Linked DNA regions of Mus musculus: region 1 is linked to region 2. The links are chromatin loops, found by intact Hi-C in ENCODE. Cell type or tissue: left cerebral cortex. All regions are shown on one strand. Links, peaks and the distances in the headings refer to the core of each region. The heading gives the core; the rest is flanking DNA. Region 1 overlaps Gm31251 (a long non-coding RNA gene). Region 2 holds the start of Slc22a17 (solute carrier family 22 (organic cation transporter), member 17).

What was found. A loop is a pair of places that touch in the nucleus more often than their neighbours do. Peaks named below come from ENCODE experiments on the same cell type or tissue, not always from the same donor. Only the 100,000 strongest peaks of a DNase experiment are listed, where the experiment ranks them.
Region 1: a loop joins it to region 2, with 3 times the contacts of the local background. A loop is called at or near these places in 3 of 42 quality-filtered maps.

The regions. Positions count from the first base shown.
Region 1 is chr14:54,991,805-55,008,019 of GRCm38, forward strand. It overlaps Gm31251 (a long non-coding RNA gene), which reads left to right. Exons shown (of 9, transcript XR_001781261.1): 7 at 4,850-4,909; 8 at 9,581-9,671; 9 at 11,003-13,202. It overlaps Myh7 (myosin, heavy polypeptide 7, cardiac muscle, beta), which reads right to left and starts at 2,745. Exons shown (of 41, transcript NM_080728.3): 1 at 2,707-2,745; 2 at 1,784-1,821; 3 at 1,500-1,555; 4 at 869-1,077; 5 at 436-579; 6 at 34-190. The coding sequence starts at 1,069. RefSeq lists enhancers at 5,090-5,420, 11,961-13,109. In left cerebral cortex, for the core only: CTCF peaks have their summits at 8,266 (motif pointing left) and 9,875 (motif pointing left); a DNase peak (open chromatin) is centred at 12,337.
Region 2 is chr14:54,903,229-54,919,443 of GRCm38, forward strand. Slc22a17 (solute carrier family 22 (organic cation transporter), member 17) reads right to left here and starts at 9,904. Exons shown (of 10, transcript NM_001360406.1): 1 at 9,639-9,904; 2 at 9,014-9,505; 3 at 8,821-8,924; 4 at 6,443-6,597; 5 at 5,595-5,760; 6 at 5,274-5,419; 7 at 5,033-5,138; 8 at 4,658-4,875; 9 at 4,291-4,402; 10 at 3,503-4,131. The coding sequence starts at 9,280. The coding sequence ends at 3,843. Efs (embryonal Fyn-associated substrate) reads right to left here. Exons shown (of 6, transcript NM_010112.4): 5 at 16,101-16,190; 6 at 13,315-14,304. The coding sequence ends at 13,870. In left cerebral cortex, for the core only: no CTCF peak of the experiment used is centred there; DNase peaks (open chromatin) are centred at 7,319, 8,770, 9,181, 9,335 and 2 more places; H3K4me3 peaks cover 2,492 bases; H3K27ac peaks cover 2,335 bases.

The DNA.
Region 1 (16,215 bases), core at 4,826-12,825, 90 kb after region 2:
TTGAGGGGACCCAGGTCTGAGCACCAGGCTTACCTGTCAGCATGTACTGATAGGCGTTGTCAGAGATGGAGAAGATGTGAGGAGGGGCCTCGCTCCTCTTCTTGCCCCGGTAGGCAGCCACCACTTCCGCATTGTACACAGGCAGCCACTTGTAGGGGTTGACGGTGACGCAGAAGAGGCCCGAGTAGGTCTGAGGGTAAGGAAGAGCAAGTGAGGGGTGGTTGTCAGAATTAGAGAAAGACCCCAGGAGACAATGGGAACAAAGGGCGAAGCGCAGAATCAGTCTGGTTTTATAACGGAGCCAAAGGAGCAGGGGCTGGTGTAGAGTGCCATACTCCTTGGACACAGAGCAGGCAGGTAGGTGGCTTGGCTTCAGGAGACTGCTCTTGCCCAGGAAGCTCTGGGTTCTGGGTGATGGACCGGTGCTGCACTCACATAGATCATCCAGGAAGCGTAGCGCTCCTTGAGGTTGTACAGCACAGCCGGCTCATGCAGGAAGGTCAGCATGGCCATGTCCTCGATCTTGTCGAACTTGGGTGGGTTCTGCTGCATCACCTGGTCCTCCTTCACAGTCACCGTCTGGAACAGCCCACAGAGGCCCTCATGTCAACCTGTGTCTGCCCTGCTCTATCGGCATGAGGGCAGCACGGCAAGGTATGGAGTTGGGGGCAGGGGGGGGGTGTATAGCTGAGGAGAGACTGGAGTTAGATGTTGGGAGTAAGGAGACTTTTGGGAGAGTTTGGACCCCCACCCTACCCAAAGGACGGGAAGCTTGGGGGTCCTCAGGTGTGCACGCCTGTCCCCTCTCTGGGCACCCTAGGTATGGGGCTCTCTTGAGTGGCCTCCCCACACCAGTCCCGACACCTACCTTGCCATTCTCCGTCTCAGCAGTGACTTTGCCACCCTCTCGGGACACGATCTTGGCCTTGACAAACTCTTCTTTGTCATCGGGCACAAAAACATCTTTCTTGAGGTCAAAGGGCCTGGTCTGTGCCTCCAGCCTCTCCTTCTCAGACTTCCGCAGGAAGGGGGCTGCAGCCCCAAATGCAGCCATCTCTGCATCCGCCATGGCTGAGCCTGGGGTGAGGAGCAGCTGTTACCTATATGCCTTCCCGCACCTTGGGCTCTCCCGCTCAGTGGCAGCTCCCAAATCCAGTACTGTGCTCAGCACTCAGGAGTTTACCCTTCTCCAGGCTCACCCCTAAACCAGAGAGCAGCCTGGCAACTGTGCCAAGGCAAGGGGGCAGCTTTACTTTCGTTCACTTGGAGCACTCTTTGAGTGTGTCCTGACCGTATTTCGGGGAAAGAACTCTGTATCAATCTCTGACTGTCAATAGTCCCTGCCCCTCACTGGCCCTGAGTATGAAGCTTCTGGACACCAGGCCATTGTCTCTGAGCAGGCAGAAAGGAACCTGCCAGGCTTTGGGCTTGGGGCTTTGGGCTTTAACTATGTGCAGTTTTACCAGATCTCCCAACATTTGGACTCCAACTTTTCTCACCTTGGATTCTCAAACGTGTCTAGTGATAGAGAGGTAAGCCCAGGCCTGTAGAAGAGCTGGAGAAAGGGAAGAGACGGTGTCAGGACAGGCTGTGGCCCAGCCTGGCTTCTGGCACCTCCCTCCTCTCTGGCTCTGTTCTTCAGCACGTGGAAGAGTGATTAGCAGCGCTGGTCAGCCTTTCTGGTCACTGGCATCCTTCCTTTTCAAGCTCTATCTCCTTTCTCCCAAAGACTAACAACCTCCGAGCCCCAGTCCTCCGCCCTTAGGGGCTGTTCTACCCTTACCTGTACTCCTCTGCTGAGGCTTCCTTTCTCGGAGCCACCTACAACACAACAATAGTCACAATGCACTCTTGCTGTTCACTCTCGCGGCTGCCCCTTGGGTACGTGAGGAAGTGGAGGCTGAAGCCTTACTTTTCTCAGAGCACAGGACAAGTAGCAGAGTCCAGATTTCAGACTCGAGCCTCATGATTCCAACAGCCCTCTGACTACCCTCGCACACCCCAGCCTCCCCTGCACACGCCCTGATAAATACACATGCCTTCTGCTTGTGCCCACACTTGACGTGAATGTAAACTTCCTTCCATCCTCAGCACACATGCTCCCCACAGTGTTCATGTGCAAACAGCCCAGCACATAGGCAGGCTCCTGTGGCTGCGTGTTCTTCAGCATACGAAGACCAGAGCCCCCCACACCTGCATGTCTGTGAACTGCTATTTCAGAGACTACACGCAGGGTCATATCCTACATAGTAATAACCCCTCTATGTACAGTCAGACACTTCCCCAAACATAGGCAGGCTCTAGTGTTCACAGAACTGGCTTCCTTAAGAGTTATTCTCCATCATTCTGTCCCTCTTCTGCCAAAATGCTTGTAACCAGGCATGAGGTACCTTATGTGATAAAATATAAACTGATCCTTACATTTAAGATATGTGTGCTTGTACTTGCGCACGCACACATGCACGCACATGCTCACACACTGCTATTGCATTCTGGGCCATATGCACATATAGATATCCACCCCCCACCTTGGAACACTTGGGCTCCCACATTCCTACGGCACAAGCATGCGTATTTAGATCTGCACAGGAGTGTTCAATGATAACCTGGTACTACATGCCAGAAGCCCGCTGCTGTTCTAGAGGAATCACTTCCTGAACCTGGAGCCCCTTATCCCAGAGGGAAGCCTCCAGCTCCCACTCCTACCTGAGGGTAGCAAGTAAGGAAACAGCAGGAGAATGCTCAGAGCCAGACCTGGTCTCAGGGGCTGTATATATGGGGCAGCAGGGTGCCCCATCCCCCACCTGCACCCAGTCCCTAGCCAGATTTAGAAAGGGCTGTTGTCACTAAAAGCATTTCCCCCGACTCTCCCCCCCTTCCCTTGTCCAAACAGTACTCCCCCCTCCTCCCCCAGCTAGGAAACAATTGGAAGTGGTCGTCATTGTTGTGGCATGGCATGTTCAGGGTCTGAGTTCCAGGGGGTGGGGCAGCTTAAAGTGAAGCAAAAATATCTCTAACATTCCACGGCTCACTAGAGAGTAAGCTGACCACGACCACCACGACCTCAAGCAGGCAGGGCCCTGGCTGGCCTGCAAGAGGGTCCTGCTGACCCTGGCATTGCTGCCCCCTTAGAAGCCTTGCCCCCAGTGCTAGCCTGGCCCTATTTCCAGTATCCTCCCCACACTCCTGGCTTGAGTCCTGCATCTGTCTGAGGTGGGAAGGGGTTGGGTCACAGCAGCTGAGAGGGGCAGGGCAGAGTTGGGGGCATGGCTCTGGTATGGTGGTTGGATTGGAGCAGATAGAAGGTAGTAGGTTCCTGTTAGGACCAGAGAGTTTGGACACAGGAATTCTGGCTCACACACTGCTTTCCTTGGGCCAGCAGGCAATGTGTCCCTGGGATCATGGTGCTTCAGAGCCAGGCAGATCTTTAGTGATCCATTTAAGTGCTTTGCTTTAGGGGGTGGGGGTGGGGGTGGGAGATGCTTCCTCTAAGATTGCACAGCTTCAGCGAAGCAAAAGTGGGGAACCTCAGCAGATAGGAAGTTGATCCCAATCAGGGGAGGAGGGCTAGGGATGCTAAGAAGTATGCCAAAGCTGTTTGGGGAGGAGGACCAGTTGCTCATGGTCCTGCTTTAGAGCCCTTTCCTGTTCTAGCGCTGCCCTGCAGATTTTCGAGGCGCAAGGCCTGAGCCTCCCAGGGTTACCCAGGGCTGTAGATGATATGGCTACGGCTGCCTGGTCCACCTGGCCTCTGTCTAGCCGTGGGTGCAATCTTTGTTCTTCCTAGTGGAGAGAGGGACAGGACAGGAGAGACCTTGTCTTCCCCTGCAGGCCCCGGGAGCAACGCTGGCACCCAGCCTCGTTCTTGTTCTTCCAGCTATAGAAGCTTCACTGCTCGGTGTCTAGGCAACAGACTCAGGGTTTAGTTTGAAATCCCCTTTCTTCCCAAACACAGCTCTGAGCGCATGCGGATTAATCCAGTTGATTAGATGTCAGTTTGAAGGAGAGAGGCAGGCCTGGGGGATGGGCTGCCAGCAAAGCAGGTACATTGTGAAGGTGGGGTAGGCATGGCAGGGAAAGGAAAAATCCAGGAAGGGCTTCTGTGGGGTTTCTTGGTAACCAAAGCAGGGGTAAGGATGCTGAGCAGCTGTGTGCAGTGTGCAGGGGGAAGGCAGGGGGAAGGTGGGGGGAGGACCACAGACTGTAGGGGCTGCACCTCAATGCAGCTGCAGCTCCGCAGTCCTCAGAATGCAGTTGCAGTTGCTGAAGAACTGGTCTTGCGACCCTGCCAGGTATTAATAGAGCAGCCTCCCTAGGAGGAACCTCCAGGGCCGAAGGAAGGCTAAAGCTCTCCCAGGCTCTTCTTTTTTTTGGGGTGGGGGGTGGTTTGAGACAGGGTTTCTCTGTATAGCCCTGGCTGTCCTGGAACTCACTCTGTAGACCAGGCTGGCCTCGAACTTAGAAATCCACCTGCCTCTCCCTCCCAAGTGCTGGGATTAAAGGCGTACCACCAGGCTCTCCCAGGCTCTTCTAGCTTTCCCAACAGAAGAAGGTGCCTTCCCGCCATGCTCTGGGAGAGGGCTCAGGCACAGGTGCACGCACTGAGATGGATAAAGAAAGCTTGGGACTCAGGCGAGCCATTTTAAAGCCAGTGTCTTTGAGTGGGGCCAACCTGTGTGGCTGTGGGATTAGGTAGCCATCTCTACAACTTAGCCACACACCCTTTCCCCCTTCTTTCAGGTTTGGAGGGCTTTGGTCTAAAGGTGTTTTTGGAGTATTGTTCTCAACTCTGCAAGGCAGAATTTAAAAGCCAGTTTCCTAATTTTAAGATCTCTGTCTCATATCCCAGATGTTTGGCCTCCTGCTTGCTGCTGTTGGCGGTTGGGTGGCTCTTCCCATCCTTTCCTATGTGAGTATTCATTGAGGGCCAACTTTGAGCTTGGCACTGATGTGGTCAATGGAGATACGTAACAATGAACCAAAGCAAAGACCCCTGCTCCGGGAGCTTTGTCCAGCTGATTGTAGCAGTGGACCCAGGCTTCAGAGTACAGCTTGTGCTTTGCATGCGTGCGTGACATTCCTAGTGGAGAGAATGGGGGCCCGAACCCATGTGAGGAGTGGGTGGTGATGTGGAGCACACTACAGAGTGACAAGAGACAAGACAAAGGGGCAGCAAGTGCTATAAATAAAAAGGGAGGCTGCTTCGCTGAGGTCGACCAAATAAGGCCTGGACAGAAGGAAGGTGATCCGCCTCCCGAGCCTCCCCTCCCCAGGCATTGTGCCTGCTTTGTCTGGGCTCTGTCACCACACTGATCAAATGTCAGGTCCAAATAGGAGCCATTTGCTGTGAACATGCCAGTGGAGACCAGCGGAAAGTTTGCTAAAATTACTGCTGGGAATTAGGGGGAGGTGGGGGTCTGCAGTCTTGAACTAAAGGAGAACTGAGCGTGGAAAGAGAATTCTGAAAGGAATCTCAAAACCCAAAGGGAGAGGCTCAGGAGGAGGCAGAAGAGGTAGGGCGTCTGGCCCAAGGGGAGGAGGAGGCCTTAGTTGTCTGAGAACAGGAGAGGGGACCCAGGAGTGGTAGCCAGCACTTGCCCCTAGCTGCCTGTATCCCCTGACCTTGGAGAACCTATCCCTGGCTCCACATGGGCCAGGATTAGGGAGCTGAGCTAGTCTCTCTCAGGTTTCTCTTTACAAGCAGCTGCTCCTTCTTGTCATTCTTTTGTACTCCGCTGGTTCCAAAATGCTTTGTTCTCTGCATACTCAAAACACCGCCCACTCAATACACCAGGCACCCCAATCTCGACTTTCTGATAGACAGGGACCAGCTGGGGAGGCAGACCAGTTTCAATAAGAGTCTATTAAGCAGGTAGATCTCTCCTTCAAGAGTGTTTGGAGAGGGCACTGTGTGGAGTGGCCAGTCTAGAAGCTTGAGGGAGCTTAAAGGGGGGGCTACCGGGGAGCACAGAGATCCCCTTTGAGACCTTGCTCCACAGTTTCTAGCTGTATGGTCAGTCACATAACTCCCTGAGACAGTTTTGCCATCAATGTGGTTTTTTGCAAGGATTATGGAGACTAAACACAGGTGAGGGACCTAGCACACATCAGCACATAACAGACTTCATAATGGTTTTTATCTCCAGGAACACCAACACCAGGGACCCAGACTGCAGACACCAGAGTTAGTTTTTTTGGCCCCTAGCATTTCCCTCAGCCCACCAAGTCTCATTGGTTGAAGACAAGACCTTCACGTGATCCTAGACCTAACCCATCTCCACAGGATAGCCTTGAGTCAGGAGACCACTGCCCTGCTGCTACCTATAAAACTTTTCTCACGACCATGGTGAACCCCAAGCCCACCAAAAGCTGGCCCAGCAAAATGGCAACATTGTCAGGAAAACAAATGGAAGTGGAGGGGAAGTGAAGAGTTAGCTAAATGCTTTTTGTGTCTGGGGACCACACAGAAAGCTCCTGATAGAGATGGGGAGCCAGGTTATAAGGAGGAGACAGGTTAAACTGTGGCCCTCAGGAGGTGGTCCGGCCAGAGACCCTTCAGATATTTCTGATCTTAGGGTCAGCCAAGGATGCAGAGGGTCTGGAAACCTCTGAAGGAGAATGCTAGAGTATTCTGATATGGAAAAAAATGGGCAAACTTAGCTTGGTATAGGTCTTTAATTCCAGCACTCAGGAGACAGAAGCATGCAGATCTCTGAGTTTGAGGCTAGCCTGGTCTATACAGAGAATGCCAGGTCAGTCAGGGAGACAAAGTAAGACCCTGCCAGTGAGAGAGAGTCTCACTGTGGGACTAGCCTGTTAAGGCACCCGGCTTTAAGGACCAAGTAGCTACCATAATCTCAGCTCTTGGCTGTGATTCTGATGCTGTTACTATCTTCAAGCTGACTTAGACAATTCTTTAGTATATGTCTTAGGGTTTCTACTGTTGTGATAAAACACCATGATCAGAAGCAACTTGGGAGGAAAGGGTTTACTTCAGCCCACAACTCTCAGGTCATCCTCTGACACTGAGGGAAGCCAGGACAAGAACTCAAGGTAAGAGTCTGGTGGAGGCAGGGGAACTAAGTCTGCTTACTGGCTTGCTCCCCAATGGCTTGCCCAGTCTGATTCTTGTAACACCCAAGCACTCTTGCTTAGGGGTGGCACCACCTGCAATGGGCTGTGCTGTCCTGTATCAATAATTAATTAAAAAGCCAATCTGATGGGGACATTTTTTTTCAGTTGAGGTTCCTCTTCCTCCTCATATGATCCTAGCTGTGTTGAGCGAACAACAACAAAACTAACCAGGACAGTATGCATATTCTTAAAAGTGGGCAATCTGGAGAAGAGCAAAGGATGGGGTTAGAGAGATGGCTCACTGTTTAGAGCACTTGCTGTTCTTGCAGGGGAATGGAGGTCTGATTCCCACAACCCACAGGGCAGCATACAACCTTATGTAATTCCAGTTCTGAGGGATCCTGTTGCATGCCGGCCTGCGGCTTACAAGGACCGGGTACACCAGGGAGGCAGGCTGGGGCTGAAAGAGACTTAGATGGCAAGACATGATTCTGCTCAAGGCTCTGGCCTCCAGGTGTGGGGGAGCTGGCTTTTAGAATTAGCAAAAAGGCCAGAGATTCTCTGGCAGTGGAGGCTGTGCTCTGAATTAACTTGGCTAGGTAATTAAGATTTTTAGCTATCTTCAATAGGAATCTCTAATATTGGACTTATTACTAGACCAGTCCAAGATTGAGTTAGAATAACTGGTCACATTGAAGGAAAAAGGAGAATCATTATAATTCTTTCTTATGACCAATCTTTCTAAGTCAGATTCCACAGTCTTTGATGTTCTTTTTACCATAAGGTTAAAAAGCTTGAAACAAGGCAGGTTCGCTTGTCCAAACTGGAAAAATGGCAAGCAAGGGTGGGTCGAAAACATGTACCCAATTCAGCTTCCTTGTCACTACAGTCCTACAGTCAGGGCCCTGAGCGAACTCACCTGTCTTGTCACAGGAATTAGCCATCATGCTTCTGCTCCGTTCTGTGGAGAGAACCTATGCTTTTCCCTTTCCTAATAAGGCAGCTGTTCAGGATCAAACCATATGCCAATAAGTAGATCCTTTTAAGATACTATAAGGCATTTATTAAGTTCTTTGACATCCAAATTTCAAAATTCTAAAATAAAAGTATGATTTAAATAATGTGCACGGGAATGCACTAAATAACATGCACGGGGATATAATTGGATCCGATGCCCTCTCCTGGCCTCCATCAGAAACACACATACTATACATACATACATGTAGGCAAAAACTCCAACACAAAACAAAAGCAAATGACTGTTTCTTTAAAAAGAGGGAAAGTACTGGACATGGCGGTACATGTCATTCCCAGCACGCAGGAGACAAAGACAGGTAGATCTCTGTAAGTTCAAGGCCAGCCTGGTCTACAGAGTGAATTCCAAGATAGTCTAGGCTACATAGAGAGATCTGTCTTTAAAAAAGAAAAAAGAAAAAAAAATGGTGAGCAGAGAGAAGATGTTAAGAACACTGGAGGCTATTCCAGAGAACAAGGGTTCAATTCCCAGACCCTCATAACAGCTCACAAATGTCTGAAATGAAACAGGGCCTGAATCCAAAATGAGCCAAGAACTTAGAGCCTCTTAGTCTATGGGGCTGACACCATTAAGAGTTTAAAGGCGAGAACACAGACCTGGAGTTTGGAAGATGGAGGAGGCTTTGAGAAGGACTGTATGGCGAGCTGTGTTCCCAGCTTGTGTGGAAATCAGTACTGGCCCAAAGTATGGTCGGTGAACGGTGGGGTGAGCTAGAAAGGACATGAGGGAAATCTCTTGTCAGACTGTGGTGTATGGTTCTGGAGGTATAGGATGGAAAGAAAAAGATATGAGGGTCCCATTGGCTATATGTGAGCCCCTCTCTGCTCTACACAGAATCGGATACATCTCAGCCAGAACAAGTAACTGTCAGTCAAATTACATTCTGTGCATAGGCCGTGCGGTTCAGAGGGAATACGATGTTCTTCTGCCCAAAGTCAGGCAGAGAATGTGGTATTAGGACTCAAGCCTAGGTCTGCTTTGTTCCAAAGTGATTTCTACTGATGTGCCGTATTTCTCAGACCAGCAAAATGGACACTATCCTGAGAGCGACAGAGAGACTGCCACCTGAAACTGGGGCAGACTGCGTGTTATCCTGAAAGCACAGTTTGAGGGGCCAGCTGGGTACTGAGGGGAGGAGAGGCTAGAGGCAAGGAGACTGTGGCAGAGGCTAAAGTAGCAATCAAGGTTGACAGATGAAAAGGAAAGGACCAGTGAGGGGTGGGGCTTTTCTAAGGAGGGGATAAAATTCGTTTTAACAGACTGGCTCCAGGAACTTGGGAAGTGCATCAGAAAGGACAGGACAGGCACAAATGGGCAATCTCTTAGACAGGCAGGACATAGACTTGGTCTGAGTGAGTTAGAGGTAACAGTGGATAACCAATGGAAGATGGTTTTGCGTCCCAGTAGGCAGTGAGAATTATGGGCTGGCGGGTAGGGCTGGTGGGTAAGAGCTATTCTATGGTGGTGTAGGACATGATGATCTTGGAGAGAAAAGGAAGAACTGGAGGGAGACCACGGTCCAAGCCAGGAGGAAAGGAGAGAGGCGCACAGAGAACAGAAGGTGAGATGGTACCATGGGCAAAAGGACTTGCCCTGCAAGCCTGACCTGTACTTGATCCCAGAACCCATTTTAGAAGGCTGGATGTGTGCTGGAGATGGCTCAATGCACCAATGCTCTTCCAGAGGACTCGGGTTCAGTTCCCAGCACCCACCTGGCAGGGATGGTGCCATCAGTAACCCCTTTCCTGGGGCCAATGCCCTCTTCTGGCCTCCATGGGCACTGCATGCCAGTGGTGTGCACAGGCATACATGTGAGAGACCACACATACACACACACACACACACAAACTCTCTCTCTCTCTCTCTCTCTCTCTCTCTCTCAGCATAAAAATAAATATATATATATATTTAAAGATTTATTTATTTATTATATGTAAGTATACTGTCTTCAGACATTCCAGAAGAGGGCATCAGATCTCATTACAGATGGTTGCAAGCCACCATGTGGTTGCTGGGATTTGAACTCAGAACCGAGCCATCTCGCCAGCCCAATATATATTTTTAATAATAAAATTCTGGATGTGGCAGCAAGCATCTGTAACCCCAGCACTCCTGTGGCAAAATAAGAGGTGAAGCCAGGAGAATATTCGGGAAGCCAAAAAGTTCATGGAACAGAGAAACCTTGCCTCAGACCTATGTGGAAGGAGGGAACCAATCCTGACAAGCTGTGCCCTGACCCCCACGTGTGCCCTGTGACACAAGAGATGCACACATCATGCATGGGCACACACACATCCACCACACATGCTAAAAATTAGGAAGTGAGAAAGATATAGGAGCCAAAGAGAATAAGGCGAGACTTGTTTCCTAGAAATCCCAGAAGTCTTTCAAGAGGAGCAGGTGGCCGGTAGTGTCAGATTCCAAAGAAAGGCAGAGTGACAGGAGAAGAGAGCTTGGGTGGCTGTTCAGGAAGCAGCTTCCAGAGAGTCCCAGGGCAGTGCCAGGGTGCTGGGGTTTAATCAGGAATAAGGACGAGCAGGATTTAAGCTGAGTAGATGGGAGTTAAAGGAACGGAATAGGAAGTGCAGGCAGCGGGGGTTCCAGCTTCCAAGGCAGCGATTTGGCAACAGAATGAATGAGCCAGGAAGTGGGTCAGATAGCACGGTTTATTTTGTTTTTTAAGATAAGGCAACCCTGAGCACGTGGAGCAGGGGTGTTAAAGGATGTCCTTGGTTTGCTCTCTGTTTCCTTTTGGCCTCTCTGGCACTGTTTTCTTATTTCCAGCTCTCTTTCTGGAACTCAGGAGGGTGGCGAGTAAATGCTCAGACACTATGAGATGGACTCGCAGGTGCGCAGGTGCGGGGCTCATTGGCTCCTTCCTCCCCTTCACAGACAGATGCATGGAGGCAGCTTGGAGCAGAGTTTGCAGTAGCCCCCTCCTCTCCCATCCCCTCCATCTTGGGCTTTCATTGATTGGCCTGACTGTCAGCCTCCAGAGGTCTCAGCTCTCAAGATAAAGTGGGAGGTCCGTAAGGACTGGGAAACAAGCCATGCTTAGCCTGGGCTCGAGCCTTTGCTTGTGCTTCAGGGTCTGCGATTTATCCTAGAAAAACAATGTTTGAAGCCAGAAGTGCCCTAGAGCAGTGATTCCCAACCTTCCCAAAGACCCTTTCATACACTTCCTCCTGTCATGGTGACCTCCAACCATAAAATGATTTGCGTTGCTACTTCCTAACTGTAATTTTGCTACTGTTATGAATTGTAACACACATATTTTTGGAGATAGAGGTTTTGTCAAAGGAGTCGAGACCCACAGGCTGAGAACCATTTCTCGCGAGGCTCATCCTATCCCGGGATGACTTTCTCATCTCTGGGCTGGGCCCTTGCTGTTCTCTAAGAACTTGGTACAATGTCTGATGCTGCACATACTTGTAGCCCAACACTGAGTGTTGAAACTTTGGAACAGGGATTTGAAACAGATTAAGTCAGCCAATAGACACATACACACACACACACACACACACACACACACACACACGCACGCACGCACGCGCAGGCACACACAGACTTTCCTGGGTATGGGAAAAGGTAATTAGTCACCCCCCTGATCTGAGGCTCCCAAGTCACACTTGGAAGAAGGGACGTCAGGGTCTGGCTGCTGCTTTCTTCCTGGGATGCTTTTCAGGGGCTGCAGGCAGATTACCTCTGGGGTCTGTGGACAGAAACAGAAAGCTGGACAGACTCCCTAAGTCTGAAGAGATGAGCCTTTATAAAAGGACTGGAAACTAAGGAAGTTGGAAGAGCTCATCCTTTCTGGTCATGGAGCGTGGAGAGCAGGAGGGTGTGGTTGGTGGGTTCAGGCTTGTGTTTTGTTTTGTTTTGTTTTGTTGTTTTTGGAGAGTGGGAGAGAGGAGCAGAGAGGCCTTCTGCAAAGTTGCAAGGGTGGGGCTGTCATAGGCAGGCCCAACTGAGCTCTAAGATAGTATCTGAACGGGGCAAGACTGTAGAATGTCAGATGGTTGCTGTGTGTCATGGGGATGGTGACCTTGCCCAAGGGCAGTACCAGGGCAGAGGTTTAGGCTTGTGCAAGGGGCCCGTGCTGGGCCCCATGTCTCTGAGATTACAGTCTTAGCTGCCAAGAGCAACTCTGTGGGGGTGGAATGAAACAAAGCAAAGGCCCTTTTGTGGTGCTAGGTTCCTAATAATAGCCATGGCTGGGCTCCAGGAGATGCCGCCATAGTCTGGCCCCAGTCTTGTTCTCGGAGGTGTTCCTGTGCCTTGTGCCACGGCACTGATTGCTAGAACTGTAGCTTGTTAGCCCCACCTCAGCCTCTGTTACCTGTGTTTGCCTGGCTCTGCTGTGAGAGAAGGCAGAGAGCTGGGGAAGAGTGGGCGCAAAGTCAGCACAAGGGTGTTAGGGAGGGAGACAAAGGGCCCAAGCCTGGAAAACCAATATCTCCAGTCCCAACTGGAACAGTGATGTTCCGGGGAGGAGAAAAGGTGGAACAGAGGAGCCAGGACTGGCTAGACCTCGAAACCGAGGGCGCCAGGTGTGGAAAGACTTGTGGGACGTAGTGGAAGGAAGTGTATCGAGGAAGAGAAGTGGGTTCAAGAAACTTGGGGTGGGGTGAGGAACCGATGGGGGTGGAGTAGATAAGGCGAAATGACAGCGTCTCCTCAGCCACACAACAGAGGGGGTGGCACAGCTCTTGGGAAAACTTGGGAAGGGCTCTTGAAGGCCATTCCCGTGAGATAACAATGCACTTCAAATCCTTTCCTAATCTCCCCTCCTATTATTAGCCCTGAGTCCTCTCCACCAAGAGGCCACAGGCCCCTAGGCTGTGTCCTTTCCCCCATGCCCTTGGCTAGAATTAGATGGTCCTGTCTGCGAGATCATCTGCTAAGCAAGGTCGTTCTGGCTTCTGGGTGTTGTTACTAGAGAAGCCTGTGGAAAGATGGTGGGAAGGGGTTGGAAGGTCACTGAACAACCCCCAGACACACACTGTGGTTGTGGAACACCCCCTGATACGAAGAGGGTTAGAAGCCAAGGCCTGAGTTCTCCTGTCAATAAATAAACACATCTTCAACGTGGTCACAGTTTTGAGTAGCAGCATAATTGTAGAAACAGAGAAGCAGAAGCAGCCATGCTGGAGGGTGGGGCAGAGGGGAGGGCTCCTGGCAGGTGAGCTTGCCGAGGGGTCTTCAGAGGACTGGACTTCCAGGTTACACAGCCCCAGCTGCTGGCCAGTGCTGTGAGCGTTCTGGAGGGAGGGAGGGAGGGAGAGAGAGAGAGAGAGAGAGAGAGAGAGAGAGAGAGAGAGAGAGAGAGAGAGAGAGAGAGAGAGAGAGAGAGAGAAGAGAGAAGAAAGAAAGGAGAAGAAAGAGAGAAGGAAGAGAGAAGAGAGACCCAAGACAGTGGCTTCTGTATCAGTCTGTGGCCTAAGCTCTAGAGGACTAGATCCCATGAGATTAGACAGGGAGCCTTAGACTCCACGTTATTTATTTATTTATTTTTGGTTGGGGGAGGGACTTGCCGAGTTTCACTAGAAACAACCATTGTCTTTTTGCCCTGTTTTCTCCTTCTGTGTTTTCCCTGTGGCCTCCCTCTTGCCTTTAGCTCATTGTTTTCAGGATTATTTTATAGTAGACAGGAGCATGTATTGCATGTATTTCATCTGGAGCTCTTCTGCCTCTGACAAATCTGAAGAGAATAAGTGGATGATGAATAAGGTACCAAAGGCGGGGAGCAGCTGCTGTCCCTGTGACACTGCGTGCTGCTGACAGGACATAGATGGGATTCTCTGGACCTCACTCAGGGAGAGCATGGCAGAGAGGGCACATCCTGCCTGTGTCTCCTCTGTGCCTTTCCCTTGAATCTCTCCCTCCCTCCTTCCTTCACCCCTTTGTTCCTTTTTCTCAAAATATGAAAGCAATACTCATTTTAAAGATGAGTAAATTTTGGGCTGGCTCAGTGGTTAAGAGCACTCACTGCTCTTCCAGAGGTCCTGAGTTCAATTCCCAGCAACCATATGGTGGCTCACAACCATCTGTAATGGGATCGGATGCCTCCTTCTGGTATATCTGAAGACAGCTACAATGCAGTCATATACATTAAATAAATAAGCCTTTAAAAAGAAAAAAGATGAGTGGATTTCCGTACTGCAAGAGAGGTGAAGTCCTTCCACTGAGCCATCTCATTGCAGAGGAGGCCGTGGATAGCGGTTCAAAGTCACCATCTGTACCTGATTGTTCATTGGCTTGTTTCCAGCTGGGGTCTCATCGTATTACCCAGGCTGGTCTTGAATTCCTGGCTTAAGAGATCCTCTTGGATCAACCTCCAAAGTAGCTGGCGCTACAGACATATGCCACCACGTAGGACATGAGGTGATTTTCAACTGGAGTAAACAAAACTAAAAGATGTTTACGGGGGGGAAGGGTATGGGGGACTTTTGGGATAGCATTGGAAGTGTAAATGAAGAAAATACCTAATTAAAAAAAATCTAAAAAAAAAAGATGTTTATAATTTTTGGAGGCGCTTCTCATGTCACAACAATCCCAGAATGATCTCTTCAAGTCACCTGCATATGAGCAGTTGTCAGAGATCCAAAGGCTCGAGGACAATCGGCTCTGAGAAAAGAATCACCCAGCTTAATGTCATGCCACACACCCGGAATACCTCTTCTCAGGAGGTAGAAGCAGGAGGATCACAGGTTCAAAGACAGCCTCTGCTATCCAGTGAGTGTAAGGCCAACCTGATCAATTTGAATAGAACCAAGCCAGCCAGGGCCTGTGAGATGGCTCATCAGATAAAAGTGCTTGCAGACAAGCGTGGGCTTGATTGCTGGGACCCACATGGGTGAAGGAGAGAAGGTGCAGGTTGCCCTCTGATCTTCACACGTGTGCTCTGGCACCTGTCATCACACAAACACCTGAACACACAAATGAATTAATCAATGTTATTGAAACAGACAAAAGGATAAAACAATCTGGGTGCACAGTGAAGACACTTTGGGCTGCATTCCAAGACCTGTCTCAAAAACAAAAAACAAAAACAATTACCCAAACAACAAACCAACAAAAACCCAAACAACAGAAACAACCCCCCCACACACACACACACACAAAGACTCAAAATACATTTTTAGAAGAGAATCAACCAGGCCAAAAGGGATAAGAGGACACTGGCAATATTCATTTCTTTTTTCTTTTCTGTTTTTGTTTTTGTTTTTTTTTCAGACAGGGTTTCTCTGTTTAGCCCTTACTGTCCTGGAACTCGCTCTGTGGACCAGGCTGGCCTTGAACTCGCAGAGATCTGCCTGCCTCTGTGTCCCACCGCCACCTGGCTCAGTATCCACTTCTAGCAATTCCTATTTACCCATGGACTTTCCTTCTCCTGGGGTCACTTAGGCAGTCTCTGCCTAAAGTAAAAGCAACCGTGGGTCCTAGGCTACCAGGAAACTTACTATGGCCTACTAGGGCTTTCTCCTGTCACAACAGTATCAGTGAAGTAGTGATGTGTAATCATGGCTTTTGAAAGGCCGACTCTGAAACATTACACTTTTCATGCTAAGAATGTATCCAGTTGCTTTTCTTTGAGCTCTAACTTACACCAAAGACCCATCTTGCATCTCTTCTTTGTTGTGGAAGTTCTAAAGCGGCCTTTAGCCGACAGTCAATCAAAAGGTCTACGATTCTGATATAGTCATCAATGCAGGAGCAGCCTGTGAGCCCGCAGCTGGCACTGTGTACTTTGGATAACTATGCTTCTTGAGCAACAGTGTTGTGTTTCATAAAAAGATAAGAGAGGTCAGGGATATGATTGGTGGAGGTGCAGCAAGGTGTGGAGGAAGGGGGTTCCTCTGTGGGCCCATGCTGAGGCATCCCTTCCCCTTGAGGGACCAGCCACAGACAGTATAGTATAGAATAGAGTTTATTCAGGGCATGTGGAGGGGAGTTGAGAGAAAGTCAAGGAGATAGAGAGGGTGAGAGAGGAGGAGGAGGAGAAGAAGAAGAAGAGGAGGAGGAGGAGGAGGAGGAGGAGGAGGAGAAAAAGTAGAAGAGTAGAGGCTGGCTATGAACATGTGGAGAGAAGGGAGGGAGGGGAG
Region 2 (16,215 bases), core at 3,028-11,027:
GAAAGGTGTGCACTACCATGGCCGGGTATGTGTTTTTCTAATACCAATCAGGTTCGAGAAGTTCTGCCTTAACAAGTACTGGGTTGTTTTGGCTTATCTTCCATCAATCACAGTCTCACCATAAACACTAAGAAAATTCACCATATCTGCTAGGCATGCTGATATATAGCTTTAATCCCAGCACTCAGAAGGCAAAGACAGATGGTTCTCTGTGAGTTTAAGGCTAGGCTGGTCTACATAGTAAGTTCTGGGATAGCTGGAGCTACATCAAAAGAAAAAAAAAAAAGATACATCAACTGGTGAAGTTCCCGTGCCCTTTTCCTTCTCTAGGCTTATTGAAAAGCACTTCTCAAACAAGTATCTACTGAGCATTTCCCAACTGTGGGTTCTGTTAAGGATGTTATGATTGTAATAGAAAAATAGTAAAGATCACTCTGTAAAGTGATCTTACTGAAGGATGGGGTCAGTTTGTCACACCTCTGTTTTGTGTGTCACCAAAAAAAAAAAATTTGCAAAACATCCCTAGGTTTCCATTAAAATTTGCTCTTCCATTTAGTATAGGGGCGGGGAGGTGACTCATGCAGTAGTCAGAACCACTTGCAGGACTGGCTTCTCTCCTTGTACCTTGTGGGTCGTAGTGACTGGGTTCCGGTGGACACAGTCAGGAGCACTTTTACCCCCTGAGGCAAAACTGAGAAATCCATCTCTGTTGCTTACAACGGTGTCCTGTGAGTTCTAGCTGCTGGGGTGAAAGGTGAGAGCCAGCATATCTGGCTACTAATTTTCTAAAATTGTTATGAGGAGGTACACACATGTCATGGCTCAGGTGGACAACCCTGTGGAGACAGTACTGTCCTACCTTTATGTGGGGTGCAAGGACAGAATTCAAGTTGCCAGGCCTGTGCAGCAGACACTTTTACACACTCAACCATATTTCTGGTCTAGAAGTGTAATTAAAAAAAAAAAAAGTATGTATGAGTGCTCTACCTGCATGTATACCTGCATGCCAGAAGAAGGCATCAGATCTCATTATAGATGGCTGTGAGCCACCATGTGGGTGCTGGGAATTGAACTCGGGACCTCTGGAAGAGAAAGTCAGTGCTCTTACCCGCTGAGCCATCTCTCCAGCTCAGATGTGTAATTTTTATATTGCTCTTCTATTCTGCTAGCTTAATACCCTTGTAGACTTTTTTCAAAATGAGCATCTCACACTGTAGTCCCAGCTAGCAAGGAACTTAATGTGTACACCAAGTCGGCTTCAAACTCACAGAGATCTGCCTGCCTCAGTCTCCCGAGTGCCATATTAAGATGTTTTTGGGGCTGGGGAGATGGCTCAGCAGTTAAGAGCACTGACTGCTCTTCAGAAGGTCCTGAGTTCAAATCCCAGCAACTACATGGTGGCTCACAACCATCCGTAATGAGATCTGACGCCCTCTTCTCGTGTGTCTGAAGACAGCTACAGTGTACTGAAATATAATAATAAATAAATCTTTAAAAAAAAAAAGATGTTTTTGCCAGGGAGCTTCTCCTGTCTGTCTCTAATGGAGTTAGAACCTACTACGGTCTGAATTTGGCAGCTCCAAATGTATATACTGAAACCTATTCCCAGGTGTGAGGCTCTCTGGGAACTGGCTCACAGGGCCCTGCTTTTATAAAAGTGATTGGTGCCCTTCTCCAAAGATAACCCTGAGAGTTTTCTTGTCCTTCCCGATGTCACCTCTGACCTCCACACCAAATTGTCCAACACCTTGAGCTTAATCTCCCCAGGCTCCTTACCAGGAGAGGTAAGCGACTTCGTGCGCTGTGTTGTGTGACACTTTCTCTTCGAAGCCACCCCCACCTTTACACTTGCCTGCATTTCCTATACAGATTGTAATTATCTGCCTTAAGAGTTTTCACACGGTGAACAAGATGAAGAGCTTGCGCTCCTTCCAAACCTGAAGCCAAACCAGACATGGGTAGCTAGCTAACTACTGTACCATGTGACCAGATAAGGTTGGCTTGGGAAGGTGATGCTTGATTTTATTAATACAGTACTTCACGTGCTGCAGGCCAGCCTTGCCGATTTCCTTGAGCTTTTGATCCTCCTGCCTCTACCTCCTGAGTGCCGAGATTCAGGGCATACACACGCGCACAGAGGACCATACCTCGGGTTAGTGTATGCTAAGAAAGCACCCCACCAACCGGGCTGCAGTCTCCTACTGCTTCTTCCCAGGGGTGCCAAGAGACTCCTTTTCTCACTGCCAAGGGAATCCCCAGGTTAAGGGGAGGAGACCTTTATCCTTTTCTTCCTTTTCCATTTTGTTTTTGGTGGTTTTGATTGTTTGTTTTGGCAGGGTCTCACTCAGTAGCTCTGGCTGGCCTGGAACTCACTATGTAGACCAGACTAGCCTCCAACTACAGATCCTCCTGCTTCTGCCCCCACACGGCTGGGACTAAAGGCATGTGCCACTGTACCTAGCAGAGCTCCGACTCTGTGCTCTAACTGGGCCTCCTTAGCGTTGTAACCTCAGACAAGTAATCAAAGCCCTTGAGCAGAGTCTTCTTAATGAGTTAATACTATGGTAGACAGCCATTGCTTATTTTCAAACATCCAGTCCTGTCCTAACTGTGCAGCTTTCTTTCCTTTTTCATATCCCTTGGTATTAGGAGTGGAACAGCGTGCTACTCAAGCTAGCCAATCATGTGCTTGCTAGAGAGGACCTGCACGGTGCTTCCGGGAAGGAATCCTACTGGAATTCCAGCTGAGGCCTGCCCGTGCTGTGCTATCCGCACTTGCTTTCTCCCACATTGCGCTCTCACTTCAACCTGTCCACATCTGATAAATTCCCATTTTAAGTACACCAGTGTCAATGAAAGAGATGACCTTATCTTAATACACATGCACATTATTGTAGGCATATGCAAGTGGGTGCTTTTGGAAGGTGTGAGATTCCTTGATCTAGAGTTACAGGCAGTTGTGAGCGGACAGACATGGATGCTGGGAACCAAACTCAGGTCCCCTGGAAGATCAGCAAGCACTCTTAGCCTCTGAACCATTTCTCTAGCCCCTAAAGTTAATTCTTTTTTTTTTTAAGATTTATTTATTATTTATTTTATATATAAGTACACTGTAGCTGTCTTCAGATACACCAGGAGAGGATGTCAGATGTTATTAAGGACGGTTGTAAGCCACCATGTGGTTGCTGGGATTTGAACTCAGGACCTTTGGAAGAGCAGTCAGTGCTCTTAACCGCTGAGCCATCTCTCCAGCCCGCTAAAGTTAATTCTTATAGCTCCCAACAAACACAACCTTAATTGCTCCAAACTGAAAGGATAAAGAGAGACAAACTGTGAAGCACTTAGCAGGGCCCTAGCCTAGAGCAGGCAGTGAATGGTTATTCTTGCTTTAAGTTGACATTTCAGGACAGGGCACAGTGAGAAAGACAATGTTGCTACTGTCTTATGCTCCACTGAGGAAAGTCTTTCCCCAAGAGATAAAAGGACAACACAGGGAGGGAAGTCCAGGCTATGATATGCTCATTTATTCAAAATGTCTTTTATTGAAACAGAATGAAAGAGCGAGAAAGAGCGAGGTCTGGGAAATGTCTTTGGGCATAGGATGGAGCCCAGACCTAATGGTTATAGCGTGATGCTCTCCCCTGGCCTGACTCTTGCTGACGGAGTGAACAGAAAGCAGCAGGGAGGAGATGGGGTTGGGAACGGCCCTCTGAGCTCTCCTAGACGGTTGGCATGAGGCGCCTTTGAGCCTTTTGTATGGGGTAGCCTTGCCTTCCTGTCTATCTTTCTAGCCCTCTGCTACTTTTCTGGATGGCTGGCCTCCCACTAGGCTCAAAGGCTGCTTAGAGGGCAGGGTTAGGAGTGGCTAGCAGCGGGACATGGTCACAGCGGTTAGGAGGTGGCTGCCTCAGCAGGGAAGGCCGGCGGCACAGTTCCCCATCCCGGAGTACCTCTGGCAGAAGCTTGCGCTTGGTCTCTGGCAACAGCATGATGCTGAGGATACAGAGGAGGGCACAGGCCGCCAGTACCACATGCTGCAGGAAGGCTCCATGGCCCATGTGGAGGCGCTGAGCTGGACAGCTCAGCCCCCCGAGCGCCCCAAGTGCCATGATAAGGCCCAGGCCACGGCCGCTGAGAAACACGGAGAAGGCACTGAGTCAATAGCTGTGAGCCTCACCTCAGCTCTTCTCCAACAACAACTTCTTTGTATCCTTCATCCCTTGACCTCAGCCAAAGGTCTCGAGGCCAGGCTGGCCCCGCCCCTCCCCCTACCATCACCTCCGCTCTTACCGGACAGTGGTGGGGATGACTTCAGAAGCAAGGAGGGTACTGAGGATAGCAGAAGCTTGGGAGGAGAAGAGGCCAAGGACAGAGAAGGTTGTGATGGCAGCATCGTTCAGATCTGGGGACCAAAAGGTATATGAATGGAGGCAGGGAGCTCACACCTGGCCTGTTCTCAGATGTCAATCTCTTGGGTCTCAAACCCTCTGCTTCATGCTGTTTGGGCTCTGGGCATCAGTAATGGAATGGAGAAACAGACAAGTTTACACAACTGGACAGCAGTCTAGGGAGGTTCTAAGTTTTAGAAGACTTTCAGAGATACCTCTGTTGAGAGTCCCTTACTGGGCCCACAAGGTGGAAAAGAAAAGATGCTCACAATCCCACAGCCCCAGCAGGACCAGGGATGCAATCCCCGTGAGAGTCATTGAGAGAAGCAGGATGCCCCGACGGCCAAAACGGTCCACAGTCACCCCCAGGAAGACACAGGCCAGGGCGGCTGTGCCACTGGCCAGCAGAGAGCACAAGTAGAAGTCTGATGGGCTGCCTCCTCCTCCCACAGGCTGGTAGCAGTGGCGAATGGCATGGGCAATAAAGCTGCACAGCAGGTGGGGGAAGCAAAGAACAGCGTCTGAACCCCAATCCACAGCTTCCCACAGCTCCATCCTCTGCAGGGCTTCAAGAGGGTCCCCCCACCCCACCATCCCCTATCCCAGCTACTGGCCTGGCCCTCAGCTCAGACAGCCAGGCTCACTTGGTGAAGCCCAGGATAAGCAGATTTTTCCAGATGTTGCGGTAGTTGAGGAGGGACGCAAAGGAAAAGGTGGACGTTGCAGGGAGAGGACAGGTATTCTCCAGTTCTTTGGGGGAAAGACAGGAGCCGTTAGAAACAGCCGAGATTCCACGATCTCCCACACGGAGGTGGAGAGCCTGGGCAGGGCACAGCTACAACCCCACGTACAAGTCATCACACACAGGGACCCCATGATTCTCACCCTGCAAAGCTTCCTGGGCCTCTTCTCCCAGCATCTGCCCATGGGGCCGGTTTCGCTCAGCCAGGATCCTCAGCACAGACTGGGCTTCCTCAATCTGCCGCTTCACTATCAGCCACCGTGCAGACTCCAGAAACAGACCAGGCCAGCTATGGGCAGGGTGGTAGGGTCAACTGTAAAGCCCTCTCTCTTTGGATGAAGGGATGGAAAGCTACCACCTCTGAGGGGCTGGGCGGTTGGTGGAGAGGAGTGGTTTCTGTACTAAGGGCTACGCTGGAGACAAAGATGGCAGAGCCAGGCCAGAGGTGAAAGGGTGATACTAACCCATAAAACAGGAAGAGGATGCAGGGAGCGGTGATCATTCGCTGTAGAAATCGCCAGTCCTTAGAGACAAGGGCCAGGCCCAGGAACAGGAAGTGCCCTCCCACCCCTACCAACTCCCCTGCCAGGGCCACCCGAAGCCTCTGGGTTGGGTCGCACAGCTCCAGGCCTGGAGATACAGCAGGGATGAGGGGAGGAGAGCCAGGGAATGAGGAGGTGTGAGAGAGGAGAGGGAGGGGTGGAGGAAAGGACAGAAAGCTAGGTCAGGCCCCAGAAGAGGCTGCAGCCATCACCTCCCACAGACTGACCTCTGGGTGGCAGGGAGAGGGAGCCTACACCCCTCTCCTCAAACCTAGCTAGACTTTAGGCTTCGAGGAGCCTGGGTGTTCCGCATTCTTGGTTTGCAAGTCCTTTTACATTCCGTCTCTGACTTGACCTTCAGCTCGACCCTTGTCCAAGGTCACACAAGCCTCCAGGATTTCATTTAGAGTGAGGTGTGAGACAAGGTCTCACAATGTAGCCCAGGTCACACTTGTACTCACAACCTTCCTGCCACAGTCTCCCAAGTACTGGAATTACAGCCTTATGCCACCATATATGGCCAATACTTCATTTTCTAAAAACGAGGCTCTATTCTCTTGACAAAAGTAAGGCCAGGTTAGGATTTTAAACATAACAGCCAGTGGGAGGACTGTGTGAGCAGTAGGACCCCCTGCCTAGACCCTTTAAAAGGCCTGGACATCTGGACAGCTGAAATCTGGGACCTAGGGGCAGCAGAAATTGTCTGGAGGTGCAGAAAGGAAGGCATGAGACCCAGGGCAGAGAGGGATCTCTGGCAGGGTGCCACTTACGCATCAGGTAGACACCAAGGTCAACACCAGCTAGCAGGAAGCCCAGGAGAAACCGAAGAGCCATAATGCCTGTAGAGGAGCCTGCAGCAGCTCCTCCCACTCCACAGGGACCCACAAGCCCCAAGGTCAGCAGCACAATCCCACGACGGCCAAACCTGGAAAATAGGGAGGGCTGCTGGCCACCAAGGCTCCCTGATGGAGGAGGGACTAGGTGGAGCCTAGCTGCCTACTTCAAAGCTGATGTATGAGGGTAAGATGCAGGGAGCAAGAGTACTGAAGCTATAAAAGATGGGTGTGGTGACATACACCTTTGATCCCAGCACTTGGGAGGCAGAGGCAGGAAGATCTGTGTGACTTCAAGGCCACCCTCAGGAGTCCCAGGGCAGCCAAGACCTTATCATATACAGACCTTATCTAAAACTGAAGAGAGAGAAAGAGAAAGAGAGAAAGAAAAAGATGGCAGGTGATAGGGATGGGGCCATACATGCATGAAGTCTGACTACCGGGCAATGGGCTCTAGCTATGGTTTTATAGGAGAGGGTCATGACTTTTGGGGACAGGGCTATCTGTCAGAGAGATTAGGACATTTATCCATGGGGGTAAGATCAACCATGAGGGGGGAGACTGAGATCCTGTCTAAGGAATTTGCTTTCATACTTGTTGGTAGAAGCTGTCAGGAGAGGGGATAGATGTTGTCTTGCTCAGATTGCCCAGGTCAGTCAGAGGTGCTGGGTGTCAGGGATCTATGCAGAGGACTCCTGATCTGGGAGGTAACCAGTGGCTGCTTGTACATGTAGATACTATGTATCCATCAGTGAATGGGGCTGAGACCACTGTTCATAAAGCTGTGGCTTAGGGCTATAATTAAACATATGGGTAGGCAGTGGGATGAGTCACTGGTCAGGAGAGGAGCTACTGATTCAAGGGAATGGGTCTACTGATCTATGGGATTAGAATCCTTATTTTTGGAGAATTGATCTTTAGTGGTGGAACAACGGAAGGTCTTAGTATAGGCTGGTGGGTGCCAATGGGGACAAGTAGGTTAATCTATGAGAAGAGACATTAGGGATGGGGAGATGAGACTGACAATGTGGGGCACTGGTGGCTGATGATGGTCACTGATCCCAAGCCAGCAAGGACAGGACTACAGGGCTACTAAGCTACTCACTGCTGGGAGGTGAGTAACGGGTAGATGAAGACAGACAAGGTCAGTGGTACTTGGGAAGGAGCAGGGAGCACCTATACCTTGGAATAAGGCAATTAGTGAAGGCTATTTTTCATGAGGACGAGCTGATTGGATTAATGTGGTCAAGGCTTCTGACTGTACGAGACTAAATTACCCGTCACTGGGAACTGGCTCCATAGGAATGAGGCTACTGAAGCTGGGGGGTGGGAGGGTGGGGGTGCGAACTCTTTTCTGTGGGTTTAGGAGCACTGGCCCACAGGTGTAGGTGGTTACTAAGCAGTGAGGATGGCTATTGGATTTCAGGAACCTGACCACTATTTTGAAGTATTAACCTGGTGAATCACTTAGGCAGGACTGTAAATCTCATGTCAGTCGTCCTGGCTTTCAGAAGCAGAGGCAACATGGATTTGGATCTACCCAGAGGGTTACTAGTTAGCCGGATGAACCGCTGCTCTTTGGATGAGATACCACCGATCTATGGATATGGGAGTTTGGGTCCAAGAGGATCTGAAAGCTCTGGCCAGCCATGAAGATTGTTGGCTTGTGAGGCTCTCCTGGAGTCAGAGATCCACAGGGCAGAGGCAGTGGGGGGCGGGCATGGAAGTGTGAGTTACTCAGAGAGTTATCTAGCAGAGATAATTGACAACTGTAGGGGCTGGAGCCCTGGTCAGAGATGGTGTGTGTGTGTGTGTGATCCGTTTGTGAAGTTAACTTATTGGTCAATGGGAATGAAGCTGGTTATATTTGGGGATTAACATTAAGTTTTAGTAATGTGGCTACTGAGATGAGCTAACAGTCGTTAGTAGGTTATTAGCCAGTGAAGATGAATCTGGGATTGTAAGGGCAACGAGAGGGAGATGGAACATGTAATGTGGAGGCCAGGTTTTTGTTGAAGAATCGATTAACGTTTGAGATGAAGCCTCTCCACTGTCTCATGGATACAGATCTTCTGATAGTGACTGGGTCACGAGTGTGTGGTCATTTCCTTGTGTGGAAGTGGGTATAGAATGTGTATTTCTTGATGGGGCGAGGAAACAGTAGTTACACAGGAGTCCAGAGGAGGCTGCCGAGGATAGACAACGGGACCATCCGCGTCCTCTTGCAAACCCAGCAGCTCAGGGTTTGTTCAAACCCTAGCTCTGTCTGCAACCCTTCTTTTTTCTATCTGCCCTACCCCCCACAACATCCTCACCTGTCCGCGGGGTAACCGAGGAACAGGTAGCCGGAGGCAAAGCCCAAGATGAAGAGGATCTGCTCCAGGATCACCTGCCAGCCCAGGTCACACACCAGATCCCACTGGGGACGTGAGAGTGGTGCAGTCGCATGAGGCAGGGTCCTCGATGCCCTGGCCCGCTCCCACTCCAGGTCCCGCCCGGCCGCCTCACCTGGCCGATGGCATTGGTGGTGAGCACGGGCAGTCCGTTATAGTCCCAGTCCTTCAGGCAGTGGTTGAAGTCTGGTGGGGCGAAGCCACTGCACGAGGGGTCCGTACTGGTGACGACTCCGCTGGCGGCGCTGGCTGCTAGGGCCGCGCCGGCGACACTGACGCCGCTGGAGTTGGGGGGCTGCTCCCAGCCCGAAGCGTTGGGGGGCAAGGCGCCGTAGTGGCAGTGCAGCGGGGGCGCCAGCGTGAAGATGGGGTCTGAGGCCATGCCCAGCGCCACGAAAAGCACGGGCAGGCAGCACAGGCCGAGCTGCAGCTGCTGGCCGCCACCCAGGGCCCCCACCTGGGCGAGCAGAGCCTCGAAGCTGAGGGGTCCCGGGGGCGCGGCCAGCGACAGGCTGCTGCCCAGCGCGTCGCCCTCCCCCTCCCGCCGGCGCTCCCGCTCACCCTGCAGCTGCTCGGGGGGGACCGCATCTCCGAGGCTCCCGACCTGCTGCGGCGAGGGGTGGGGGAGAGAAGGTGAGGCGGGGGAGGCCGCGGGCACGCGGGGACCGCGGGTGGGAGGCCGGGCGCGCAGCACGGGCGGGGAAAGGTCGCCCGAGGCCCCCCGGGGCGCAGACACTTACTCCATTGGAGCCGGGGGCGATCTCCACGGCGCTGTCGATTTTGTTGCCGCCCCCGCCATTGGGCTCGGGGGTCCCGGTGGCTACTCGGGGAGCCAGCTTGCCGACCGCTGGGGCCCTATGGGCCGCGCCGAGAGAATGAGCTGCTGTCTGGCTGGGCTAGGTGCGGAGAGCTAGGACGCAGAGGGCCGGGAGACCCCGCTCTGCAGCTCTGCAGCCGCGGGCGCCTCCTCCGTCTCTACGGTCTCTGCGCTGCTTTCCCCTCCCCTTCCTCCAGACTCTCCTCCCCTTCCCACGTCAGCAGAACCTGGGTCCAGACTGTTCGTCAGAGATAAAGGGGGGCCAAGGCCCCCCGTTGAAGGATGGGCTGGGGTCTCCATCGTTTGTTTCTTGGGAGCTGCAGGCCATTGCGGTTTAAAAAAAAAAAGTGAAGGATATAGCGGGGACAAGCGCCTGAGATGCCTCCTTATTCCAGTTCTTCCCTGTCACTCGTTCATCCTTCCATTCTCCACCCTTTCACATTAATTTTATCGATACAATTTAGTAAGTGCCTACTGTATCCCAGGCAGTGTGCGAAGGATTAAAGGATGGACAAAATGCCCTTAGAGGTGGTTTCTAGGGGAGTGTGGTTTATGCAGATGGACGAATCCGTTGGCACCCTGCTTCTGCTCTTTAGCTTCCATTCTCTTCAGGGGAACAAGTCTCTGCGTTTCCCCACACCGAACTCGGTTGGATCACCATTTTCCAGCAACGTTTGGCACTGCTGACCACCTTCTAACCTTCCTCCCTTGACTGCCAAGTCTCACCTTGTGGCTTTTTTCTCCTGTCCATTTTCTCCATGGCAGTCACATGTTCCTTCTCCTGTTCAGCGTTATGTGTACCTTACCATCTCATGCCTTTACCTCCGCACTATTTGTATTAGACACCGTCGACCCAGACAAGACACAACTGCTTCCTGTTCCCACCTCTTCTTAGAGTCCCAAGTCGGTGAAGCAACCTCTTGGGAGCCCACATAAGCGTGAATGTCTCATAGAGGCCTCAAGAGAACAATCATGCAACACCCTCTCCATTAATCTGGGTATCTTCGAATGCTTCCCTCTTTGAAACAACGGTGCCTTCACCATCCACCGATGGTGAGGTCCGATGTTCGGTGTGTGCCCTTGGAATGCCTTCATCTCATGTCAAGACCCTTATAAAACTCTTCCTACTCTGCTACTCCACAGTCCTCTCACTCAGGGTGGACTGACTGGTGTGCAGAGGCCACTCTGCTTCTCTCCATGTTACTTGTGATGCAGATGGATCCATCTTTTTTTTTTATAATGCAGATGTTTCATTTTTTTAAAAATGTATTACTGTGCAAGTACATGATGCGTGTGTGTAGGTATGCAGGCCATGCTGTGTTTGTTGGAGGTCAGAGGCTAACTTGACAGTTCCTGTCTTCCATCTTTTCAAGGGTTCTGGAGAAAAGAGTGATTTCCAGGCCTGTATGGTGAACCACCTTGTCAGAACTCCAAATGAAGGTCTGATTTGGTCTCTTTCTTGCTCAACTGCCTTCAATAACTTCTCTTTCCAAGAAAAATACTCTAGACAATGCCACACCTGGGCCGACATGCCAGGTCACATGATCTCTACATGCCTGGTCACATGCTCTCTGTAGCCACATTCCACCCTCCCCACACTCTTCACTCCGACCACCTGGCTGGCCCTCTTTATTTTCCCAGCATCCGAGGGCCTTTGCAGGAGCTGGTTCCTAGGCCAAAGGCTTCTCCTGTAAGGTTCTTTCAACCTTTGGCTGTCAGTTCAAGCATCTTTGCCTCAGAGAAATCTTTCCTGAGCCCAACTTGCTATTCAAAGTGTGACTGATGGCCCCACCGCATCCGTACCACTTGAGAGGTTGCTAAAAAATGCACGAATCTTGGCCTCATCCAGACCCTTGAACCATAATTTTCAACTAGATACCCAGACATATATAGGTATTAGAACTAGGTACTTTCATGGGTATTCCTCTTAGGAATGTAGTACTTGGTAGGTATTTCACCCTCAACCCCAGGTAAACCGAGGAAGGAGTACCAAGCCTCAGGAATCTTTCATTTCTCCTATGAATGCCATGGAAGTCCGAGCCAGACTCACTGCTCCGTTACTTCCTCTGTTCAGAAAATTTCCAAATACAGTTCTTCTCTAATGCAAGTGCCCTCAGAACCCCCGACCCCACCCCACCCTACCCCCGTGTCTCTTTGTCTCTTTCAGAATTACTGTCTCTTATAGCCTGAACTCCCTGGAACTAGTTGGTCTCCATCCTTCTCTTTATCCTGGAATATTTCCGTAACTTTTTTGCTTCATGAGACATGGTCTCACTATGTTGACCAGGCACAAAAATCCACCTGTCTCTGCTTCCAAGGGCTGGGATTGAAGATGTGTGGTAGCCCAGCTTACGAATTCTTTAGTTTAAGCATTTTCTTGCTTTCAAAAGCCCTGTAAGACCATTCTGATCACTCTCATGCTAAAGCTAAAGACAAGAGTGACTGGAGTGTCTTACATGCAGAGAAGAACTGACACATCTACTATCTGAACTGAAGACTCCAAGTTAAGGGTTCATTCTGGAAAGCTTATCCAGAAGACAGGAATGCCCTTCAATGTCTAGGGGTGAATTTGTTGGCCCCCGAATCTGAAAATGTTTTCCTTCAGGTACGATTAGAAAGGTGCTCAATCTTATTTTTTTTTCCAAGACAGGATTTCTCTGTGTAGCCCTGGCTGTCCTGAAACTCACCCTGTAGACCAGGCTGGCCTCGAACTTAGAAATCCGCCTGCCTCTACCTCCCGAGTGCTGGGATTAAAGGCGTGCGCCACCAGCACCCAGCTAGGTGCTCAATCTTGAAGAGGCAAAAAGCATAGGGGTGCCAAGATCCAAAGTTTACGACTGAAACTTGACGTTCCCTGGTGCTATTAAGCCAGGGTCTTGGGGAAACAAAACCAAAGTGGTGGTTACCTTCTTGCCGTTAATGGCTAGACTGAACATCATTTAAGCCACGGGCTGTCATCTCAGCAATGTCCCGAGGACTTCTAACCTGTTGCATTCATCTGCACTCTCAGCTTCTAAAAGTGACAGGAGTCTGGGAAAGGGTCCCTGAACAGCCAGCAGCGAGCGGCCTTTTGCTTGGCTACAGGTGGCCTGAGAGGGGGAACGATGGACCAAGGTTAGCTTTCTGGTTGGGATGCTCTTGAAAGAGGTACCTTTGAGGCTGTTGTGGTTAAATCCTCCACATCTGCAGTTATTTAATGACATTGTGTGACAACGAAGTCTGCAAACACTAGCCTCGGACCCTTCTTGGTTCTTTTGTCCCATGGCATGATCTCCCAGCCTTCCTGACCAAGACTCCTTCTCCAGCTGCTCCCTTCCCCTAGTCCCGTCATGTCACCCACTGAGTCCCATCACCAGCAACTTATTTGAGATAGGGTCTCACAATGTAGCCCAGGCTAGCCTCTAACTCACAGATCCAGATCCACCCACCTCTGCCTCCCAAGTGCTAGAATGTCAGGTATGCAACATGACACCTGGCTAGCTTTTTAAAAAGATGCACTCACAATAATTGACTTGCTGTCTATCCTGGTTTTGCTGAAAGAGTATACTCACTAGGTTCCTTTGGCCCATCGCAGGAACTGAAGACAAGACTATCGAATAGGTCTTTGGAGCAAAATTACAGTATGTGTCTCACAGGAATGGGGAAGGGTGCCAGGCCTCGTCCCCTCAAGCTTTCAAGAAGCAGAGTCAGGAACCATACGGCAGCGTTTATTGAGGTGCATGCCATGCCTGTCTGTGGCCGGCTCTCCTGACTTGTGAGGGGAGAAGCTCTCTGGTGTTTCTCAGACTATTACATTGTCATCTTCAGCCAAGAAACAGGACAGAGGCTCTGTGTGGCACCAAGTTTCAGCCACCTGATTTTCTGTGTTCCAAACTCCCCAAGGCAGAAGGCAGTCCAGCGACCTCCACACAGGATAACGAGGAGAATCCAGTCCCTCCCTACCCCAGATGGCCTGATGCCTGCCTGGACAAAGCAAGAAATATTAAATATAAATAATTTATACAAAATGGCTCATACAAAAGGCAGTAGATATGGGGAAAGAGAGACCTCGGTGAGTGGCTAAAATGACCGAAAGAGATGAACCTCTAGCCGTCCTCAACACGGAGTGCAGGGCTCTGGTAGGCAGGGGAGGGGAAGGCTGGACGAACAGGCCCTCAGGGGAGCAGACCATCGAGTAGGGTGGTAAAGCGTAGGGCCTGCCCTGCAAGCTCTGCCACGCATCGCGCCATCTCTTGGACTGCAGTGTCAGATGGGTAGCCTAAGGCAGCCCCCTTGACAGCAAGCACAGTGGCCCGCAGAGTTTGGGCCAGCATTGTGCCTGCAGCCCCCACCTGTGCTCTGAGAGCTGCAGAGGCTGCCAGCCGGCCTAGGGTGTCTCCAACAAACACCAGGCGGTGAGCAGCCACCACCACTCTTTTGCCGTGGGGCACAAAGAGACATGGTGGCTGGTTGGCCTGGGTGCTGGCCACGAGAGCTGCCACGGCAGCTTGCAGAGCTGAGTAATGGCTCTGGCACTGCCCTGCGTAGAAGTGCAGAAGTTGGAGGTCTCCAGTGGACAGGACCAGTGGCTCCTCTGGGGACAGAGCTTCCTGTGGATGGAGAAGAGGGTCAGAGAGGACAATGTGATCGATGTCACTTCCACTCTTGCTGCCCCCTCACTCCCTCTGTTTTTCTTTATTGAATGCAATCCCTGCATTTTTTCCCCTTTTCTCAGCATCAAAGAACACATACTCCCAGAGACAGCAGTAAAGTGCCCAGAGCTGATTCCAGAAAGATCTGAATTCAAATAATCCCAGTCAACATCAGAGAAGTCTCTGAACTTCCTTGGTTCCTTATCTCAGAGTAGTCTAGTGCTGGGGACAGGGCTTTTCATCTTAGACTTGCCTAAGTGTGTGTAAGGCCTGGACTTGCTGCCCAGCATCATGAGAACAAACTGCAGTAAGCAAAGCAAACCAGGGAGCATGGTTCCATCCTGTCCAACATGAGCACAATGCAAGCCATGTTTTACATGGTTTTAAATAGCCACATATAAAAGTAAAAATATGTAGCCAAGCAGTGGTGGTGCACACCTTTAATCCCAGTACTCGGGAGGCAGAGGCAGGAGGATCTCATAAGTTTGTGGCCAGCCTGGTCTACAGAGTGAGTTCCAGGACAGCCAGAGCTACACAGAGAAACCCTGACTTGAAAAACAAAAAACAACAAATGCAAAAACCAAACCAAACCAAACAAACCCGAAAAATATTATCTATATCTAAATGTTTAAGAATCCAGAGTATCCATGAGTAATCAAACCAACTCTGCAAAATCAAATCTGAGCCGGGCATAGTCGGTTGCTCACACTTGGAACTCCAGCACTGGAGAGCATGAGACAGGAGGCTTGCTTTGAGTTCAACGTCAGCCAATGCTACCTAGTGAGATTCTACCTGAAAATACCAATAAAAAGAATCCTGGTATGTATTTTGATTTTCAGACATCTAGTGTGAGGCGTGTGAGGGACTATGTGTACGCGTGGTGCAAACATGCCATAGCATGTATGTGGAAGTCTGTTCTCCCCTTCCACCATGAGAGCGCTCAGTTAGATTCACCTCACTGCGCTTGGCAGCAAACGCTTTTGTCCACTGATCCATCTCTCCAGGCTTTTGATATATATCTCATTTTAATTCAGACCAGCCACATTCCAAGTGCCCAAAAGCCACATGAGGTAAGTGTATTAGATAGTGCAGGTCTAGCCTGTATTTCAGAAAGCTACTGTAAACACTGATTGAGAGAACATGTTGAGTTGGCTTAGCACAGCATACTGCATTCGGTATTGTGCACCACAATGAACATTACCTCTGACTGTGACAGCACAGGCAGCCTTCCTAGCACAGGATCCAGCACTCAGGAATACCTGATAGACAGGGGCGCTACTTGGGAAATACCTAAGGATGGGGGATACTAACTATATTATGTCCTTCTGGCCTTTGGCTAAGATCTGGCATGGTGGAAACTGCCTCACTTTGGAGGTCCAGAAAGAGAAAGCAATAGCTACAGCACCCCAGGTTAATCACTGGTGGAGACCAGCTTAGGAGCCAGTCAGTCTCTTAGGAACCCAGAAATTCACTGCTGGAGAGAAGTCACCTGGCCACCCTTGATCCATTGCCCAGACATTCTTTCAGCTCTCCTGGCTACCCAACTTCCTTCCAGCAGTCTTTCCTGTCTTCCTGAATTCCCCAAAGACCCTTCTATGTTCCAGCACCTCCGCTGACTCACAGCTCCTCGCTGCTCTGTCCTTGCTTCCGATGTATTTAGTCCTGCCCGCCCTGTCTCACCGATGGCTTGGCTAAGAATACCCGTTCCCCCTAAGTTCCAGTTCATTTTCTCTAGCACGCCCCTCCAGGTTTACCTTCCGTTCCGCCAGTCCCCTCTCCAGCAATTCAGGATCCACTGGGAAAGCTTTATCCAGGGGTCTAGAACCCTGAGCTGTATCCACACCCTGCAGAGGGACCACTTGTTAGTGT